Regions from separate parts of the Homo sapiens genome. Here regions 1, 3 and 4 are each linked to region 2. Evidence: chromatin loops called from intact Hi-C (ENCODE). Cell type or tissue: PC-9. All regions are shown on one strand. Region 1 overlaps ST3GAL3 (ST3 beta-galactoside alpha-2,3-sialyltransferase 3). Region 2 overlaps ST3GAL3 (ST3 beta-galactoside alpha-2,3-sialyltransferase 3). Region 3 overlaps ST3GAL3 (ST3 beta-galactoside alpha-2,3-sialyltransferase 3). Region 4 holds the start of ARTN (artemin).

The links. Peaks named below come from ENCODE experiments on the same cell type or tissue, not always from the same donor. Only the 100,000 strongest peaks of a DNase experiment are listed, where the experiment ranks them.
Region 1: a loop joins it to region 2, with 9 times the contacts of the local background. A loop is called at or near these places in 6 of 110 quality-filtered maps.
Region 3: a loop joins it to region 2, with 10 times the contacts of the local background. A loop is called at or near these places in 4 of 110 quality-filtered maps.
Region 4: it touches region 2 in a loop (17-fold over the local background); 108 of 110 quality-filtered maps call a loop at or near these places.

Annotation. Positions count from the first base shown.
Region 1 is chr1:43,855,800-43,860,799 of GRCh38, reverse strand. The region is part of intron 5 of ST3GAL3 (ST3 beta-galactoside alpha-2,3-sialyltransferase 3); the gene reads right to left. Among named protein-coding and RNA genes, the nearest start is that of MIR6079, 20 kb to the right of the region's middle. RefSeq lists an enhancer at 2,062-2,680. In PC-9, no CTCF peak of the experiment used is centred here; a DNase peak (open chromatin) is centred at 2,309; H3K27ac peaks cover 1,362 bases.
Region 2 is chr1:43,761,139-43,766,138 of GRCh38, reverse strand. The region is part of intron 2 of ST3GAL3 (ST3 beta-galactoside alpha-2,3-sialyltransferase 3); the gene reads right to left. Among named protein-coding and RNA genes, the nearest start is that of ST3GAL3-AS1, 36 kb to the right of the region's middle. RefSeq lists enhancers at 2,289-2,348, 2,379-2,468. In PC-9, CTCF peaks have their summits at 2,308 and 2,507 (motif pointing left); a DNase peak (open chromatin) is centred at 2,508; H3K27ac peaks cover 739 bases.
Region 3 is chr1:43,907,897-43,912,896 of GRCh38, reverse strand. The region is part of intron 9 of ST3GAL3 (ST3 beta-galactoside alpha-2,3-sialyltransferase 3); the gene reads right to left. Among named protein-coding and RNA genes, the nearest start is that of ARTN, 23 kb to the left of the region's middle. In PC-9, no CTCF peak of the experiment used is centred here; no DNase peak of the experiment used is centred here.
Region 4 is chr1:43,932,821-43,937,820 of GRCh38, reverse strand. It overlaps ARTN (artemin), which reads right to left and starts at 4,020. Exons shown (of 5, transcript NM_057091.3): 1 at 3,936-4,020; 2 at 3,561-3,709; 3 at 2,105-2,231; 4 at 1,590-1,728; 5 at 581-1,519. The coding sequence starts at 2,164. The coding sequence ends at 1,056. RefSeq lists silencers at 996-1,185, 1,306-1,355, 3,379-3,428, 3,979-4,068 and enhancers at 1,300-1,894, 1,895-2,489, 4,579-4,628. In PC-9, CTCF peaks have their summits at 2,747 and 2,947; DNase peaks (open chromatin) are centred at 2,840, 3,440, 4,090 and 4,830; H3K4me3 peaks cover 2,618 bases; H3K27ac peaks cover 2,050 bases.

The DNA.
Region 1 (5,000 bases), 95 kb before region 2:
AACATGGTGACTGTAACCCACATAGCCTACATCCCTCCACTGCCCTCCCTTTCTGCATCTAGCACTCCAGGGGTTAGGGAAAGGGGCTCATGGCTAGACAGGAAGAGACCTGCTGCTCATGGAGGATGGCCCTTGGGATCCAGATGCATGGCAGAAATGGCCAGTCCTACCTTTCTTCCTTTAGCAAATGCTCCTCTGTGGAGTACCTGATGAGGACTGGAACAGAGATGGATAGAGCAAGGCTCACCCTTTGCTCCTGAACCTCACTCTACATGCAGCTGTGCCTTTGCCAACAGCTTTCCTTGGCCACGCTGGGGTCTCTGAACCCTGTGTTTCCTCTCAATAATCTGAGCGGTAGCAAAGGAATGCATCTCTATGAGAGTTAGCAACTTTCCTGGAGCAGGCCCACTGGAGACAGGGCTGCGTCAGGAGCCCAGGCCTCCTGGATGAGCTATCTTTCCCCACAGCCTTGAGTGTGGGTCACGGTTTGCTGTGCTCTACCCTACTGCCTCTTGCACTCTTCTTCATTTTGCCCCCAAAATGACTAGGCTACAGGCAGAACTGGCTAAACCAGAGGCAGCTGCTGACCATGTTTAAAAAGGTCATTGCTTTGGAGGAAGGATTCTTTCCATCAGGAGGCCCACATGGGCTCATGGGGCCTGATCCAACCAGTGGTCATTCTCCTTGCATACGCCCTCAGGGGTAGGGAGGGGCAGAAAGAAGCCCTTCAGGGGAAGGGACTTGGGTATCAGGGACCCCTGTGTGTGCAACAGCCACAGGGCAGGAAGAGAAGGGCACAGGAGCAGAGGCAGGGGGTTTGAGATGGTCAGAAGCGGCCTAAGGGTGAACATATAGCTGGCAGAGTCCTGCCCTTAATCCCTCTTGCTGGTCTTGAGGTACACATGAGGATGGGTGATGGAGACGGGGAATGTGGTGGAGACAGCCCTTAACCTGGCCAGAACCTCACTGATCATAGTCACCTTGGACACATGGGAGCAAGGCCAGTGGAGACAGCAGGTACAGAGCCAGCCCTCATCAGAGCTGGTTTCTGAGCTCAGGCCTCAAGCACATGCCTTGCCCCATTTGGAGGACTTGCTCCATTTGGGCATTTGCTTCTTAGAGCAAGTTCCGCAACTGGCAATTGGCCTGTGGCCCAGACACACTATCTGAAGGGGCTGAGCAGCAAAGCCAAAGGTGTCATTTTGTTTTTCCAATCATCTGGTTTTTTTTCTTTTTTTTTTGAGATGGAGTCTCACTCTGTCGCCCAGGCTGGAGTGCAATGGCGTGATCTCGGCTCACTGCAACCTTCGCCTCCCAGGTTCAAGCGATTCTCCTGCCTCAGCCTCCTGAGTAGCTGGGATTACAGGCATGCACCACCACACCAGGCTAATTTTGTATTTTTGGTAGAGATGGGGTTTCTCCATGTCGGTCAGGCTGGTCGCCACCGTGCCCAGCCCCAATCTTCTGTTTTCAAACTATGTTCGGAAGTTGTCCAGTGTAGGAAACTTCCGCATACTAAGCCCTTGAAACCGAGGGAGAGAGGATGGGTCTATCCCAACACAAGGGCCACAAAGATGTCACAGGGCCAGCTGTCAACAGGCCTTTTTTCGTGATGCTGCCAACTGTCAGGTGTGTGTTTCCCTGACCAGGAACTCCTGAGAACAGAGGCCACGTGGCCCAATACTCGCCACATCACCCTGGACAATCTCATCCACACTCTGGGGGCTGTGTATGGACCTACGTGCAATTTGTTTTCTTCCAGCCCAGACCTCTCTCCTGAGAGATTCACTGAACTCAGGCTCCCTGAGTAGGGCCGTGGCTTCCCTCTGACACTTCATTTGCCTGGATCTGGACTCTTTGCCTGCATCAGGGCAGAAGGCAGAGCCAAGGGCCCTCATCATGGCAGGCAGGCATAGACTCATGTCCTGCCTCCACAGTGGGGAGGCAAGGCTTCAGCCCTCCTTCTCCCCTCTAGCTCTGGCTATTTATTTGGGGAGACCAGTCAGAGAGTGACCTGTCTCCCCAGGTGCAGACAGAGTAGGGAAAGCAGGACACAGTCCTGAAGGTGCCAGCATCTTGCTCTCTGCTGAGCTGCTGCCTCATCGCTGGGACTTGTGTGGGTGGAGCTCAGACCTGGGCCCTCCCTCTCACTGAGGAACTCACAGGGCTGCTTGCTCCTGGCTGGGAGCCTCACACAGCTCAGGAGGAGGGCCAGGATCATGTTCTGTGCTTTCACCAGCTTTTGCTCTTCACAAGCAGCAAGAACTCCCCACGTGGGGATCTTGTACCTGAACCAAAAAAAGCAAAGCTGCTAATCTGACAAGATCAATCCTCAAATACCACAGGAATGCAGCCAGCCTGCCTGCTCTCACCAGGGACTGTGCTTCTAAGCATCCCTACAGTTCCTGCTCCTAGGCTGGAGCCTGGAACTGGTCTGCAAAGGAGGAAGCTGCCCCCACCAGTGTGTCTGGTCTTGCTGCCGAAGCCCCACCTTTCCCAGCATAGTTCAGGCATCAGACTTCACCAGGACGTCTCCCCAGTCAATCTCTCATCACTCCTCCAGCTGAAGGGCCTTCTCTGTGTCCCCACAATCCTCTGTCTTCACCTCTGGCGGAGCACATATGCCTGGATATGTTTTTGTCTCCATGCACCATTTCTCTTAGCTCTGGGGAAGATAGGTACAGATGAGGAAGGTGAGGCTCAGAAAGGTTGAGCAACCCAGCCCTATTCACTTCAAAAACCTGTTCTTTCCACTGTAGTCCGACACTTCTCAAACCATCTGTGAAGAGGGATCGGTTGGTTTTGCTTTTTAAATTTCTATTTTGTCACAGAATGATGATTTTATAAAATAGAATAAAAATGAATCACTAGAAAAGTTAAATAAGGCCAGGCGTGGTGGCTCACGCCTGTAATCCCAGCACTTTGGGAGGCTGAGGCAGGTGGATCACCTGAGGTCAGGAGTTCGAGACCAGCCTGGCCATCATGGTGAAACCCCGCTTCTACTAAAGATACAAAAATTAGCTGGACATAGTGGCGGGCACCTGTAATCCTAGCTACTTGGGAGGCTGAGACAGGAGAATCTCTTAAACCTGGGAGGTGGAGGTTGCAGTGAGCCAAAATCACACCATTGCACTCCAGCCTGGGCGACAGAGCAAGACTCCGAGGAAGGAAGGAAGGAAGGAAGGAAGGAAGGAAGGAAGGAAGGAAGGAAGGGAGGGAGGAAGGAAAGAAAGAAGGAAGGAAAGGAAGGAAGGGAGGGAGGGAGGGAAGGAGGAGGGAAGGAAGGAAGGAAGGAAGAGGGAAGGAAGGAAGGAAGGAAGGAAGGAAGGAGGGAAATACACATATAAAATATAAGCTCCATTTTTAAAAGTTTGGTTTTTTTGGGTTTTTTTTGGTAACAAATAGCTGAGACCACAGGTGCATGCCACTGTGCCAGGCCTATTTTTTATTTATTAGATTCAGCAACATAAACTTACTCTAATTGCCATAAATGTTTTCAAAAACCTTATTTCCAGTATCTCAAAAATCTTGTGGCAGACCAGTTCATATCACTTTTGATTCTATAGCACACAACAGGTTCCAAACTGCCTTTTGCCTGTCTGGGACATTCTACCAAGGCTTTGCCTGTCATTCACCTTCCAGTAGAAGTTAGAAAGGGATAAGATGTAGCTCCTCAGGTCCTGTCCTGGGGTAGGAGAAACAATGTACTCTGACACCATCAGAAACAGTTAGCAGGTTGAGGCCTAGAACTTCTCCTACAGCTGATGGATTTATAACCAGCTAGGTCTGCAGGATTCACCTTTGCAAGCAAGTGTGGGTCCCTAATCATCTGAGAAGGAGATCTAAAAAAAAAAAATCCCACAACTTCTGGATGTCTACCGCAGCTCCACCTATGAGAATTGGAAGATAGAGCAAAGAGGAAAGAGACGGGGTATACCATTATAGGGAACTGGCAGGCTAAATTCCTTGAATAATGGAGGAGGCAGTAAGCTCAGACAAGATGTGGAATTAATTTAAAAGCAGAACATGGATTAGTTCCCAGAGGAGGTCCCAACACCTGACGCTAAGGAATATATGAAAAAAAATTGGTGGGCAGAGAAAAGGAGAGGACACAAATGGCAATTCTTCCAGCTGTAAGCTGGAGTCCAGGTCATGGACAGGCATTGAGGTTGTCTAGCCCATGCAGGCTACTCTTAGACACTCTGCAGAGAAGCTTTAGTTATAGAGCACTCTGCTCTTCCCAGAAAGGTCTGTACCCAAGGATTTCAACACAGCAGGTACCTACTGAAAATATTTAAAACATTCTCCAAACAAAAGGAATCTGCATTCCCCTCTAGGTCCATGGTTCAGAGCCTCGATTCAGGACAGGGTGGGGTTGGTGGGTTTGATTCCTGGCTCTGTGCTACTATGACCTTGAGCAAGTCGTTAGCTTACCCATCTACAAAATGGGTATAACAACACTTACTTCACGGGGTTGTCGTAAAGGGTTTTTGCAAATTTGACTCCATAAAAGTGCATTATCACATTGACTTTATGTGTAACGATTGTGTGTGTATGTAAAAACACTGAAACTTCCTTGATAAGAGATGTCCTTTTTGTATACATGCATTTGTGAAAGATAAAATTTCTTAAGATCTTGGCTCTTTGGACAACTGCATATGCAGTAGTGACCCACTGTGGCTTTTGACTGATCTTGATAAAAGAATGTGACGAGATCAGTCATGGTATTTCAGATGTCTGTCACAGTATTTCAGATGACCGCAGTTGTAAACCTGGGTGTACACAATTATCAACTATAGTGAAATGTGTTTATACGTTTCCCTTTGTACCTATTTCTTTATGAACAGTTTGCCTGTTCCTGTTATATCCATGTGACTGTCATTAGTAACCTGTTCATGCCTGTCGTTAGTATACCTGTTTATGCTAGGCAATAAAATGTGTATGTTATTAATGCCCGTTTCATTGTGTAAAGTGGCCTATGTTCTGTAATGTTTTTATGT
Region 2 (5,000 bases):
CCGGGCAAGGAGCTGTCAGGGCTATTTGAATGACTATTTCCTTGTAATTTCCTCCACTGGATTTTTTATTCCAGCTCTTAGAGGAGAAATAGGAACATGAATAATGGTGCTGGTCTCAGTGAAGAGACCTGTCTCTTCAAGCTTCTTTCTTCAAGCACAGAGAAGCTCATGTGCTTCCCTGCAGCACACATCTATCTCCATTGTTACCATGTGAAAGACATCAATCCTGTTATGGCTGAGGGAAAGAGGAGCTTGTTTTTACAGCTACATGGCAGGATCAGAAGCTTCTCAATCTTCTCCTATACCACTAAAAAAAAAGCGCACGCGGACGCGCGGACGCGCGCGCGCGCGCGCACACACACACACACACACACACACACACACAGACACACACAGACACACACATGCACATGAAATTGTTTTACCCTTTTTTGCCTTTCCAGAGCAAGGAATCCTTAAATTCTCAGCTCTGTATTCCTCCCTTCTTTTCCTTCTCTCTGATAAAGTTTAGCTTTCCTCAGCCTTTTAAAATGTCCCCAGGTAAGTAAAACTATGATACTATGATGGTGGCAATTTAAGTATTTTAAGTGTGGGGAACCTAAAACATACAGTTTTAGAAGTGTCTTTGATTCACCAATAGTGATGAAATGGAGCCACCACACAGGTATGAGCAACATCACAGTGTAGCTGTGAGGGCTACGTGGCCTCCTCTCAGTTAGGTGGGACCACACGACTGAGTACTGATCTGTGGAACGTGCGCTGCAGGGAAGCACATGAACTTCTCTGTGCTTGAAGAGAGAAGCTTGAAGAGAGAGGTCTCTTCACTGAGACCTGCACAGTTCTCCATGTTCCTGTCCATTTCTCCTCTGGGAGCTGGTTTAGAGAATCCAGTGAAGGACTCCAGGCCCTAGGGCCTGGGGGAGTCACTAGATGAAGTCTGTGGCCCTAAATGAATTAGGTAGAGCAGAATTCCTCCCCACCAATATAGAACTGCACCAGATTGTGACAGGAGAGAAATAACCTTTATTGTGTTAAAACCACTGAAATTTGGGGGTAGTTGGTTACACTAGAGTTCACCCTGACACTAAAATGATAAATGAAAAATGAAATTATTTTTATTTTTATTCTTAAAGTTAAAAATAACAAGTATTCTTAAGTATTGCTTCAAAGCAATTCTGTCTAAAGCTGTCTTCTATTACTCTACCAGCCCTTTCAGGAGAGCCCTTTGGGCACTATGGTGGAAGCTGTAGAGGCCACTCAGTAACTAAAGGGCTTATTCCCCAGCTGCTGGGATGGTGAAGGACAGAAAGGCCTCAACTGTCAGCCCTCTTCAGGGAATGCATCTGCTGAAGAGCGCTGCCTGGCCCACGGCCATGCCCCTTCCTGGGGCAGCCCTCGTCCAATGACGGGTCAGGAGGAGCTGTAAAGGCACAGCTCTCTCACTCTATGGCTTAGAAAACATGGATTATCTGAGCCCTAGTCCCCATGGGGTGGGCTGAGGCCTTTTACTGAGACTGAATCACGGCCCGATTTTTCCCCCTATACAATCTCCACATCTTTCCCTTTTCTTTTCCCTTCTTCCTCATTTCCTTTCTTTTCCTTCCAGGAGTATTGATTCCATAACCACTCCCTAATAAGCTTTTCACACCCTAATCTTTATCTCAGAGTTTGCTTCCCCTGGATCTCGGCCTGAGACAGGTACTATATCCCGATGCAATATTGTGTTGCGCGACTCTACCTCATTATATAGCCCAAATACTATATTTTCCAATCAAAAATACACAAAATCACAGTGGGATGGAACCTTTAAAATTGAGACTCTGCAAAAATTCAGAATGTACTATACTATTAAAAGACTGTTTATAAGAAAGTAAGAAATACCACAGACATTTTGAGGGCCCCTCTGAGAAAAGGAGCTCTGAAATTGTCTTAAGGAAAATATTACCTCCTTGCTTATAACCAAATAAATTATTAAATACATAACAGAGCTACATAAAAGTTATTAAGGATCTATTAATATTATTCATCTGTGCTGATACCTTGTACTATTGTAATTATAGCAGTTACTTTCTGAGTGTTCACAACACAGTGCTAAGAGCTCTACACACACTATCTCATTGAATAAATGACAGTTAAGAAATGACCCAAAGTCACATAGCCAGGACTCAACGTTAGGTGGGGTGGATTCCAAAGCCTCAACTCTTATGTTCCACTATGTTGTAATGCCTCTACTGTCTTGCATATTCAAGCTCTGAGAGAGGTTAACACTGTAAGGAGTATAGTTCACTAAGTAATTTGCAGGGGAGCCTGGAACATAAGGCAGATATAGAGGATTCCAAAACACACACTCTCTCCTCTCACCCCTCCATTGCCTCCTCTGATGGCTTAGACACTGGCCTGCCTTTGGATGCCCACGGTCTAGTAAGTGAGTTGAAGAACTACTCCATGCAGGATTTTGCCAGAAGTCATTCCAGCGCTAATCTGTCCTGTGGCAATCAAAAGGTTCTTCTGCCCTCTTGTGGCTCAGGGTGACTGCTACATATCAAAGCTCCATTAAAAAGCTGAAACACCATATAAAGGCACTTGGCAGCCAGGCACAAAACAGCAGAAGGCAACGCTGATTGGCTTGAAATGGAGCCTATTTAATAACCTAAAAATTTGATCCGCCACTCCTCCATGCCAACTATTGCTCATAATAAGAAAGTTAGAAAGAATAACAGAATACTAGAACTCATAGAAAAACAAACCCAAGAACCCAGTATCTCGTAATTGTAAGGAATATAACAACCAGCTACATCCATTTACAACAATGATAAAAGTTTAAAACATTATAAGCCCCAAAGAAAACTCCCCATCCTTGCTTTTTTACACCTAACAGTATATTTCAGAAATCTTTTCATATTAGTGTATACAGAGCCTCCTCATCTTCAGGTGCAGAGTACTCACCGGATGGGGGAACCATGATTTAATTAACTTGTTCTCTACTGGTAAACATTCTAATTGCTTCCAAATTTTTGCTATTAAAAACAATGCTGCAAATAAACAAAGTGCTGCGATGGGTAACCTTGTGCATATATCATTTTGCAAGTGTGCAAGAATCCCAGTAGGGGAATTCCTAGAAGTGGAAATGCTGGGTCCAAGGGCAAGGGCACATACATGCCTTTGCACGACTTCTTGAAACTTTTTCTTCTGTTGGTTTTCCCTCCTATCTGTCTGGCTGCTCCTTCTCAGGCTTCTTCCCATTGTGCCCTTCCTCCTGCTTACCCCTCCTTGGTTATCATTTCCCCAGGACTTGGTTTTTGGTCCCCTTTCATCCTATCTCCTCTCTCCCCAGCAGTCTCACCCACTCTTATCTTCCAGCTATCAGTTTTCTTCCCAGAAAGAAACCAAAGTTATTATTTCTGGGTTTTATGCTTCCAGTTATTTTATGCATATGTATGCAAACCTATATATAATATATATGCTTATGTATGTATAACTATGGAGATACACACAGACAACTTCCCCGTCCTCTTGTTATAAATGGTAGCGTTTATATCCTCAATGGAAGCAGTTTTAAGGGGATGCCGCCAAGCAACAACCTTCACAGGAGATAAAACTGTGGCCCCCAACACTTTTCAACCTATAGTTGAATTCTTTGCCAGGCAACTGGAGTGAACTCAAAGGGGAAGATTAAAAGTATTGTCTCCCACCCTGGACTACTCGCCAAGTAGCCATGCATTAATTTAAGGGCTAGAGGGAAGGATAGAGCACAAAGGCCAATAAGTAAAACATCAGAGACTAAATAAGTCTCTGATACCTTCACAGATATGGTTACATACCTGTGTAAAGGTTTGGTTTGACTTTTTGGTTTTTCTTTCTTTTTTTTTTTTTTTTAATGAGACAGGGTCTTGCTCTGTTGCTAAGGCTGGAGTACAGTGGCTCACTGGAGCCTCAATCTCCTGGGTTCAAGCGATCCTCCTGCCTTAGCCTCCCAAGTGGCTGGGACTATAGGCACGTGCCACCACATCCGACTGATTTTTCATTTTTATTTTCGGTAGAGACGAGGTCTCACTATGTTCCCCAGTCTGGTCTCAAACTTCTGGGCTCAAGTGAACCTCCTGCCTTGGCCTCCCAAAGTGCTGGGATTGCAGGTATGAGCCACCAAGCCCAGCCTGAATTTTTTTTTTTTTTTTTTTTTTTTTTTTTGAGACAGAGTGTCGCTCTGTTGCCCAGGCTGGAGTGCAGTGGTGCCATCTTGGCTCACTGCAAGCTCCGCCTCCTGGGTTCACGCTATTCTCCTGCCCCAGCCTCCCGAGTAGCTGGGACTACAGGCGCCCACCACCATGCCCGGCTAATTTTTTTGTATTTTTAGTAGAGACTGGGTTTCACTGTGTTAGCCAGGATGGTCTCGATCTCCTGACCTCGTGATCCGCCCACCTTGGCCTCCCAAAGTGCTGGGATTACAGGCATGAGCCACCGCGCCCGGCCCAGCCTGACTTTTTTTTAATGAAAGTTTTTAACCACAAGTAGAGAGAATAGTATAATGAACCCCATCCTACAGATTCAACAATTAAAACATTTTACTTCTGACTTCCTTTCTTCCTTTGTTTTTTCCTTCCTTCCCTTGCCCCCTTTTCTTTCTCCTTCTCTCTTTTTTGGCTGCATTATTATAAAACAAGTCCCTGACACCATGTCATTTCATATCTAAATACATCCTTCTGGACATTATAAAACACAAAGACATTTCTTTACACGACCACAATATCATTAACACAAGGTAAATTTCTTAATTTCATCAAATGCTCAAACTACATTCATATTTCCACAATTATCTAAAAAAAAAAAAATCTTTTTACAGTTAGCTACTTAAATTTTGAAGGAAATATATAGCCAAATAAACTCCAAGCCCAGCCTGCAATGGCTTGTGACTATTAAATCTTACAAGAATTCCCAGGCTCCCAAAACCCCCAACAACAGGAAATGAACTGCTGAAGCTGTCCAGCTCCCGGAGGGACATT
Region 3 (5,000 bases), 150 kb before region 2:
TGCATTCCTTGTCAAATCCCTCCTCCTTCAGGAATGTCCCTGCCTCAGTCAAGTCTGGACCCAGCTCCCCTGTGTGAAGCTGCCAGACTCCTGCTGATGCAACCTGTTCTGCTCTTGTCAGAACATCCAGGAGCAATGGGGAAAACATCTGGGAAGAAAGCACTTTCCCCACCAGGCTCCTGAGAGAATGTTTCCTGGTGTGCTCACAGGTCTGGGAATAGAGATTAACCATGGTAGGCTTTCACAGCAAGAGTAGGCAGATGTGTCCACGCCTATGCTCCCTGCTGCTACTGCCTTAGGACGGACCACCAACTCTCCTGGGGTGACTCTAACAGCCATCAGCTCTCTCTGACTCCCTCTTGCTTTCCCTTCAGTTTATTCACATCCCTGCACAAATCTGATCTCGACATTCTCAGGCTTAAAATCTTCAGTGGCTTTCCACTGCCCACTGCAACAGCTTGTGTTGACAATTAAGAGTGCAGGTCTGATTGTGAACCCTCACACCCCCAACTACTCTAACTCTGTACCCCTAAGCAAGTTCTTTACTCTTCTAAGTCTCATCATCCTCTCCTATAAAATAAGGGCAGTAATACTAGCTCTCCTTTATAGTGTTTTTGTGTTATGACAGTTTGAAGTCATGCATATAATATGTTTGGCACAAAGTCAGCTCTTGTTAGCTTCTGCTATTATTGGTCCTCAGGATAAGGTCCAGGCTCCTTGATGAGACTTTGGCTTTTAAGACCCTTCACCATCTGTCCCCTGCTCACCTAGCCTCATCTCCAGCCACTGCCACCATATCCATGTAGGTTCAACCCCTAACATTGTTGGGCCAAGGACAAAATTACAAATGGACGTATTACACACATATCACGTGTCTAAAATTTAATTCTAAATATCTGAAAGTTATGAGGCAAGCTATCAAGCTGTTAAATATATTCTAGCACCGTGCGAGGCTGAGGTGGGCAGATCACTTGAACTGACGAGTTTGAGACCAGCCTGGGCAATATGGTGAAAACCCGTCTCTACGAAAAAATACAAAAATTAGCCAGTCATGGTGGGGTGCACCTGTAGCCCCCAGCTACTTGGGAGCCTGAGGTGGGAGGATGGCAGGGCCCCAGAAGGCAGAGGCTGCAGTGAGCCAAGATCGCACCACTGCACTCCAGCCTGGGTGACATAGCCAGACCTTGTCTAAAAAAAAAAAAAAATCCATATCTATATCTATATCTATAGATATCTATAGCTACAGATATATCTATAGATATAGATATCTATAGATATATCTGTAGATATCTATAGCTACAGATATATCTATAGATATCTATAGCTACAGATATGTCTATAGATATCTATAGCTACAGATATGTCTATAGATATCTATATCTATAGATGTATCTATATCTATATATATCCTTCCTTGAAAAATGTCCTAGAAGGACAGGTTTGAATTTGGAATCCTGACCCTGGAGATCTGTTGTGCTGGACCATGGTGGTCTGGCCCACCTCCCACCCCGGTCCCATCCCATACCATAAGAAGCCTTGTGCAAAACCCCATCTCTACAAAAAAAAAAAAAAAAGAAAAAGAAATATTAGTCAGGTGTGGTGGGTGTGCACCTATAGCCCCAGTTACTAGGGAGACTGAGGTGGGAGGATTACCAGAGCCCAGGGAGGTCAAGGCTGCAATGAGCTGAGATCGTGCCACTACACTCCAGCCTGGGCAACGGAGTAAGACCCTGTCTCAAAAAAAAAAAAAAGAAGTCTGTGCATGTGTGTAGACTCCTCCTCACTCCACACATCCAAGCTCTGCTCACAGCCTCTGCAAATACCCTCCTTGGGCTTAGGGTACGCACAGAGAGTTACATTCTGCCCTCAAGAAGATGGAAGTGGACTTGGACTTCTCACTTTTAGGGCAAGAAATTCTGAGGTCTCCATTACCTGATAGTGGTCTCTCAAGGCAGATGGACCTGGGGTGGGCACATCCCTCTTGGCTCTGCATATTCCTCTTCACTCCACGGCAAAGGTTGTGGCCAGAGGAGGACCACAGTGGGGCCCAGGGCAGATGCCTCTCTCAGGTCAAAGGGCAGTACCATGCCCATGCCACACCCCGGTTATACTGAATTATTTTTAATTCACTAAATACACCATGCTCTTTGCCAATGTTGTTCTCTATGCCCAAAACATGCAGGTTCATCTGTATCCTGAAGGCCAAGAAACAAGGTGGCAGGACCCTCCTGATCAGGTGGCATCTGTACCCTTAGGCCCAGGCCCTGTTGCTCTCGCCAACACTCTCACTCCTTATCCTGTGGTCTGGGTTTCTGCCCAGTGGGCAGGCAATATTTCTTGTGCCCATTCTCACTTCTCAGAAGGTGACTGTCATTGCAGATGAGCACAGTGTGTCACTGTTGTCCTGTGCATTGTCCTACTAGTTCTTATAGCAGAATAACAGGTAGCTATGCAGGGAAGCTTTCATGATTTCCATTTTATAGATGAGGAAAATGAAACTCAAAGATGTGAATTGTGGCAGAAGATGAGATTTGTCTTCAGTTCCTAACACTGAGGCCAGTGCTTTACCTGCCAATCCTGCCTGCACTGAAGGTTTGGGGATAGCAGCTGTGCTGGCTGGTCCAGGTGCCCACACCCTCGGCAGGACTGCTGTGCTACTGCTTTATACTCCATCATGTAGTGAGACCATAACTCACATAAAAAAACCCCTTAGGTAATATTTGGGTTTGGCTATTACAAACAACACTACAAAATATAAAGTAACACTACAATAAAAATCTTTGTGCACAGACTTTTCCTTCCTCTGGGTGATGGCTCTCGGTACCAAGTTCCATTTCCTTTCCAAAAAACTGGTCCCTATTTGTTTACTCCGACCAGTAGCCTTTGATACAACTGTCACTGCACTCTTGGCAGCATCATGTAGGATAATTTAACACATTATTTGAAAACATGGTAGGTGATAAATGGCACCCTGTTTCCTTCACATTAATTTCTCTGACTGCTAGGAAGGTTAAACCTATTTCTGTTGTTTACTAGTTATCTTTCTTTCTGTGTGATCTGTTCAGTTTCCTGTCCATTATCTGCTGGGATTCTAATGGCTTTCTTGTTAACTCTCATAATAACCCTTTGCCTGCCATATGTTCTAAATATGTTTTTCAAGGTTGTGCGGCAGTCTTTTTGTGTTAACTTGAAATTCTAATATGTTATCAAATTTGATTTCTTCTAGCACTTGTGTCTTGAAAGTTCTTTCCCTCCAGGGATTTGATTTCTATCCTTACTTTAAAATTCCCTTTGGTTGTATTTTTATATTTCGCTTTTTAGTCCGTTTGGGATTTATTTTGATGTGTGCTATGAGGAGAGGGTCAGAAAACTTTTTGAAAGCTATATTTGGAAAAAAGCGATGAACAAAAAGAAGAGCCGGCTTGGGGCGGTCCGTGTGATGCCAACAGGCAACTGAAAGGCAGAGCGCCAGGGACTGTTCAGTTCTCATTTCTTTATCAAGGAGAATGATCTTGGAACTGCATAAAGAAGATCAAACATGGCTAAGAGGAAAGAGATGCCCTGGAGAGGCAAGAAGAGAGCAAAAGGATGCAAGGGTCTGAACCTAAAAGAAAGACCTTCCAGGGCAATGAAAGGAGGTAGCCTAGTTGAGAGGAAAGAGCCTGACTGAGAGGCAGGAGTTTGGAGTTAGAATCCTGACTCTCCTCGAAGGTACTGTTGCACTCTGGGCCTCAGTTTCCACATCTGCTTATTTACTTATGTATACCAACTATGCCTCACTGCTGGAGGTGATGGGCTTACAGAGATCAACAAGACAGCTGCTGCCCTCCTGAGGCTTATAAGAAGAGGAGCATCTCATACATCCATGGGTAGGGAAACAGGTAGAACATAGAGGCGTGAAATAGGATCCATAGGTCCATATAGCCAGAGTGGAGAGTACATGGCGGGTGCTAAAGAGTGGCAAGGGCCGGGCGCAGTGGCTCACACCTGTAATTCCAGCACTTTGGGAGGCTGAGGCAGGCAGATCACCTGAGGTCAGGAGTTTGAGAGCAGCCTGGCCAACATGGCGAAACCCCATCTCTACTAAAAATATAAAAATTAGCCAGGCGTGGTGGCAGGCACCTGTAATCTCAGCTACTTGGGAGGCGGAGGCAGGAGAATCACTTGAACCTGGAGGGGGTGGCGGAGGTTTCAGCGAGCTGAGATTGTGCCACTGCACTCCTGTCTGGGTGACAGAGCAAACTCCATTTCAAAAAAAAAAAAAAAAGAGTGGCAAGGAGAAGGGAAGGCTTGGAAGGGGCCAGATCATGGAGTTCTGTGCTGTGGAATTGAAGTTTTATCCTGCAGGCCATTGGTTCTTGAGCTTGAGCCTGCGCAAATCATCCAGAGGGCTTATTAAAAGAGAACGCTGGGCCCAACCAGAGTTTCTCATTCAGAAGCTCTAAGGTGAGGCCCCCACTGAAAAATGTACATCTGATAAGTTGCCAGGTGATACTGGTGCTGCTGGTATGAGAAGGAACTTTGAGAACCACTGCATCTAGGAAATGGGGATCCAAAGCAGGGGAATGAAGCACCTGGTCACTTTAGGAGGATTCTTTAGAATACAGACATAGAGAAGGGATTGGAGAGAGACCTGACTGGAGGCAGGGAAACAGACAGAAAGCTGCTGAAATAATCCAAGCCAGACAGATTTAGAAGGGAGAATGAAAGATCTGGAGACTGAAGAGTCGAATATGGAAGGCAAAGGCAATGGTGGAATCAGGATGCTTCCCGGGTTTTTGGCCATGAGTTTTAAGAATCAGGGGCTATCCCTAGAACCCAGCGCTGTGCCCACTACACAGTAAATGCTCACTGGATGCTTGCTGACAAGCTGCTCCTTTAAAGGGAGGGCAGAGGTTGAGTCTGCTGGATTTAGAATCAGAAGGTCACTGCCAGGTGAGAGTGGCTTTGGAAGCCAGGATGGAGAGGCTGAGAAACAGACGGCAAACAGGGAGACACTG
Region 4 (5,000 bases), 170 kb before region 2:
GAGCTCTGTGCTTTGCTCACCGGAGCCAGCACCCCACCGCACCCTCTACCAACCCTCGGTTTTTTTCAGATGCCCTCATGCCCTGGGCTGCTTCATGGAATGTGGATAGTGAGTTAACCATGCTGGCCTGTCTGCAAGCAGAGGCATGTGTATATCTGACAAGGCACCCTCAAGACAATTCCCTGGATGGTAAGACACTGATCAATGACAGTGGGGTGGGGCAATGGGTGCTTCTCTGTGTCTTTACCCACTAAGCGGGGGCCACAAAGATGCCAGAGGTCACAGAGACAGGGCTTTCTCCACAGAAGCCTCTGTAGTCTCTTTCCCCAGAGGTAAGCCCAGGCCCAAGTGAGCAGCCTGCCAGGACTAGTGACTGCACCCTTGCTGCCCGCCCTGCCCCTGCCTGTGTTCCATGCCTCCCATCCCGGAGCTGCTGGGTGGGGGCCGAAGATCCAGGCCAGGTCTGTGATTGCTGAGTCAGCCTGAGGTGTGTGAGTGCGATCAGCAAGGCATGATCTCCATCCAGCCTCTTCTTCCCAACCCCCTGCTGCCCAGGAAAGGATCTGACAAGCCACAGAAGTAAATAAATAACTTAGAAATAATAAATAGGGGCCAGCTCCCATGAGTGAGTACAGGCCAGTTCCAGCACAGGCACTTTCAACCAAGCAACTGCAATATGTGTCCTTCAAATGCTGTCCCTACAGGGCCTGGGCGGGGGCTGATGCCTCAGCCACTGTAGTGTTCATCAGAGGAGGGGTCCCAGGTTCGAGGCCTGGCCAGTGCCAGAGTCTGTGAGAAGTGGGTCCGAAGGGCTCCATAGCTGAGGTCTCTGGTGTCTTTTAGGCTGGGATCCGCAGGGTGAGGGCTCTGGGGCTGCTAGTCAGTTGTCCCTTCACCTGTTCGGGGATGATATCCATCACCCACCGGCAGGGGCCTCTCAGCTTTGAGGCCTTCGTCCCTGGCTGAGGCCGCTGGCTAGTGGGACTCTGCGGGAGGGTCCCAGGCAGGAAGAGCCACCGGTAAGGGTCCAGTCTGCAAAGCCCTGGAGCGAGCCCTCAGCCCAGGCAGCCGCAGGCGGTGGCGGAGAGGCGGTCCACGGTTCTCCAGGTGCTGTTGACGTCCATGAAGGAGACCGCTTCGTAGCGCGTGGGTCGGCAGCAGGGCTGGCTGACGGGCCGGGAGCCCGGGGGCGGTCGCAGGGCCCCGGCGCCCAGTAGGCTGGCCAGGCTGAGGTCGTGTGGAGAGCGCGCGCGGCGGCAGGAGCCGCTGCAGAAGCGGAAACGCACCAGCTCGTCGGAGCGGTGGCCCAGGCCGAGCGCGCGCACCGGCACCAGCTGCGAGCGCAGGCGGCAGCCCCGCGCCCCCGCTGCCCGAGCGCGGCTGCCCGGGCCCCCAGCCCGCGCCGCGCGGCCCCCGCGGGGAAGAGCAGATGGGGGTGCAGGCGGCGGGGGCGCGGGCCGAGAAGGCTGCGGCGGCGGCCGCCGGGCTCTTCCACTGCACCAGCGGGCCGTGCGTCCCCCTGGAATGAGACCCAGTCACGCGCGGTGTCCCGGGCCAGCCCCGCCCCGCCCCCTCGCCCTCTCACCTACCCGGCAGGTGGCCGGCGGGGGACGCCAGGACAGGCGGGGGGCCTTCGCGGGGGGCAGGGCTGCGGGGCGCGGAGCCCAGGGAGGCCTCTGCGACGCTGCTCAGCAGAGCCAGAGCGGCCAGGGTGGGCCACAGGGCAGGCTGCGCGGAGAGACCAAGTGGAGCCTCAGGGAGAAAGAGGGCACCCAGGTGGGCTTGGGGAGGAAGGACCTCAAGGAGGGGCTGTCCTCGGGCTGAGATCAGGCCGGGCATGGGCTCCTAGCTGTGTGGAGGGGAAACTCAGGAAGGGCCTAGGTTCCAGTATAATGGGTTTGCTGCCTCTGGGAGCCCAGGGGAGGAATCACCTGAGTGCACCGACCATTCAGAGAAGTCCCGCTCCTCCTCCCATTCACCTGGTCCCTCCCTGACCATTTTCCCTCCCACACCTAACCGCTGCCCAAGCCAAGCCCTGCTCTCCCTCACCAGTCAAGCCGCCTTTCCTCAGTACCAGGTAGGAGTCACTGGGAGAACCACTCACCTGCTGCCTAGGCCAGGGGCAGTGGGACAGCGTGGAGAGGCCTCCAAGTCCAAGTTCCATCTCTATCAACACCAGGAGCGCCCATCAGCCATTGTTGAGCTGTTCCCCCACCCTCCTGTTGAGGCAGCTTGCAAATTAAGAGATGAGTTATCTTTTGTGGGGGACCGGCCTGCCACCCCAGTTTCTCCAGGTGAGGAACAAGGGGCCTACACAGCTAGACTCAACCCAGCAGAAGTAGCTGCACTGGGAACCTTACTATGTGTTAGGTGCTTTGCAGCTATTCTTTCACAACTCCATGAGGTAAATGGTTTAATCCCCTTTTTCCAGATGAGCAAACAAGGCTCAGAGAAGCTCAGAGGTTGTCTAAGGTTACAAGGTCACACAGCTGGAGGGGAGAGAGGGGTCCTCTTTTCCCAGAACCTTCCTGCTCTGCGTTGTAGGTCTGGAGATGCCAGAAGTGGCTGGAAGGAGTTATAGCTGGACACACTTGGTCCTACAGAGGCCTTCACCCCAGGCTGCCGGAGAGGAAGCTGAGGGCTGGAGAAGAATTAGGGTGCTAGCTGGTCACTCTAAGAGTTATCTAATGATAGTGAGCCCCAAGCCTCAGCCTGTGCTGCCCACCCAGAGCTGCTTCACCTCGCCCCTCTGTGAACTGTGTTCTGGACCCAGAGCCACCTGAGTTCTCTCCTCTGACTATAGGTGTCCCTCGATGACCACAGAGCCGGGGGATGGTGGGAGCTAATGGGCCCTCTGAAAACATGGGGCCTGGGTCATGGCTTCCTGTGGCCACAAGGGGGCAGAGTCTGCCAAGCCTGCAGATTCCAAGCAGGGTGGGCTTTTCCATCCCCTCAGCTACACTCAGGCCTGAGCCACTCCCAGGAGGGCCAGCTAGGCTTCCATACCAGCCTGGTCTCTGAGAGCTGAGCCACCCTGGGAGCTGGTCTAGGTCTGTCCCCCTCCCAGCCTCCTATGGATCTGGCAGCCTAGTCATGCTCCTAGAAGTTTCCCCCTTGAGCCATCGTTCCTGATCCCAGCCAGCCTTCCTGAGCTCCCACTGCTAGCACTCCCAAACACCCTTTTGGGGCCCTAGAGCCTTCGTAAGTCCTCATTAGCCAGCCTCCTCTTGGGTCCCAGCTACCACCCTCATCCCCATCCTTTAGCACACAGAATGCCTGCACACCTGTGGAACAGACCCCCAGGCCTTCCCGGGGTTGTCCTCCAGGTCCTGGTGTGTGCCTCTTGGCTAAGTGGAATCAAGGCCTCCGAGCCAGGCCAGTGACTGTTGTCCGTGATGGAGGGAAAGGCAGGCAGGGCAGCCTTAGGAGCCCTCTGCGCTAGGGGGAGCCCGGGAGCAGGTCTCTTGAGGGCAGCTCAGGCCCTGCCTCCTACCTCCTTGTGGTCTAGGGCCATTTGGTTCTCTGGCCCTTGCCTCCCCATCCACCAGCCCGCTACTCACCACGGGGTCCTGCACCTTGTTCTTCTAGGCACCTTTCCGGGGACCAGTGCTGGGCTCTCCCCCGAAGCTCAAACAGCGCATGCCCAGGACTGTACACCTGGCAGTGCCTCTTTTAGCCAAAAGTGTGGCCTTGGCAGCCAGTCTGCACCCTGTAGCGGCAGCGGGAGCCTCACATTACAGTGGGCCGGCAAGGCCAGCACAGTCCAACAAGCGACAAGAGGGACTGAGGGGCTGGGAGGGGCGGAGAACTGTGCCGAGGGCCCAAGAGAGGGAGGATGCAAGAAAGGAGAGGAGGGGGGTGGTCCTGTCCTCTCCCCCAGCCCAAGAGCGTCCATCCAGGGCTGGGACCAGAAACAGGCAAGTGGGCTGGCTTACCTCGGGTGTGGGGCTCCAGGCCCGGGTGGCAGCGAGGGCTGGGGCCCGAGGGACCTGCTGCTGGCGGAGCCCCCGGGCCTTGTCTGGGGGCCGGGCCCAACTCCATCCCTCAGCAGCCTCCTGCCCGCCGCCGCAGCCGTCCGGTGTCAAATTCCAGCCCCAGCGTCACCAGATCCCGGGGTGGGGCTGGGAGCGCCCCTGCCCCGCCCCACCTTTCGGGGCTCACCTGGCTGCTCCACCCGTCGGATCCAGTCCCCCCTAGCTTGGCTAGGTCCCCCGAGGTTGGGAGGGGGGTAGATGCTGGGAGGGGCCCCTCGGATATGGAGAGTAGAGAACTCGAGCGGTGGAGAGGCACGGAAACCGGGAGTTGAGTTTGTAGACTCGCGAAGTAGAGAGCTGGGAGGCCGGGCCGAGGGCGGGAGAAAGTGAGTGAGGGCGGGGAGCGAGGGGTAAGCCGGTCCCTGCGTGGGGCGGCTGACTGCTGGTACGTGCAGATTTGGGGGTCCGGCTGTCTGCCCTGCAGCAGCTGCTCTCTGCTCCACCCGATTCTTCTCTCAGCGGCCAGTTCACCTGCCTTGTTGGGTTGCTTAGCCTCTGCGCAGCTTTCAGGATCTGACTCTGCTCTAGTCTCCCCACAGCTCACCTCCTGTGCTGCTTAGGGCTTGGAGTACGGACACACTTGCAAACACGGGAGTCACTGGGGCACAGCAGGGGCAGTGTTGGCAGAAGTGGGTACTGAGGGCTGAAGGCAGGGGTCACAGAGGAGGAACATCTGAGCTGAGTCTTGAAGTAGGTAGCTGGAGGGCAGCATTTCAGATGCCTAATTATGGCAATTTGGCAGGTGGGTTGAGGGCTGGGTGAGTAACATGGATGGAAAGATCCTAACACTGGGGACCATGGGAGGGTTTTGAGCAGAATGGTGTAATCAGACAGGCATTTTTTGTGGATGACTCTGGCTGTAGTAAAGAGGATGGGGTTGGAGAGAAAGGTGGAGGCTGCTGTGGAAAGAGGATGAGGTCTGATGCAGGGCATGAGGGGAGCGTGGGGCTGCCAGGCCCCAATCTG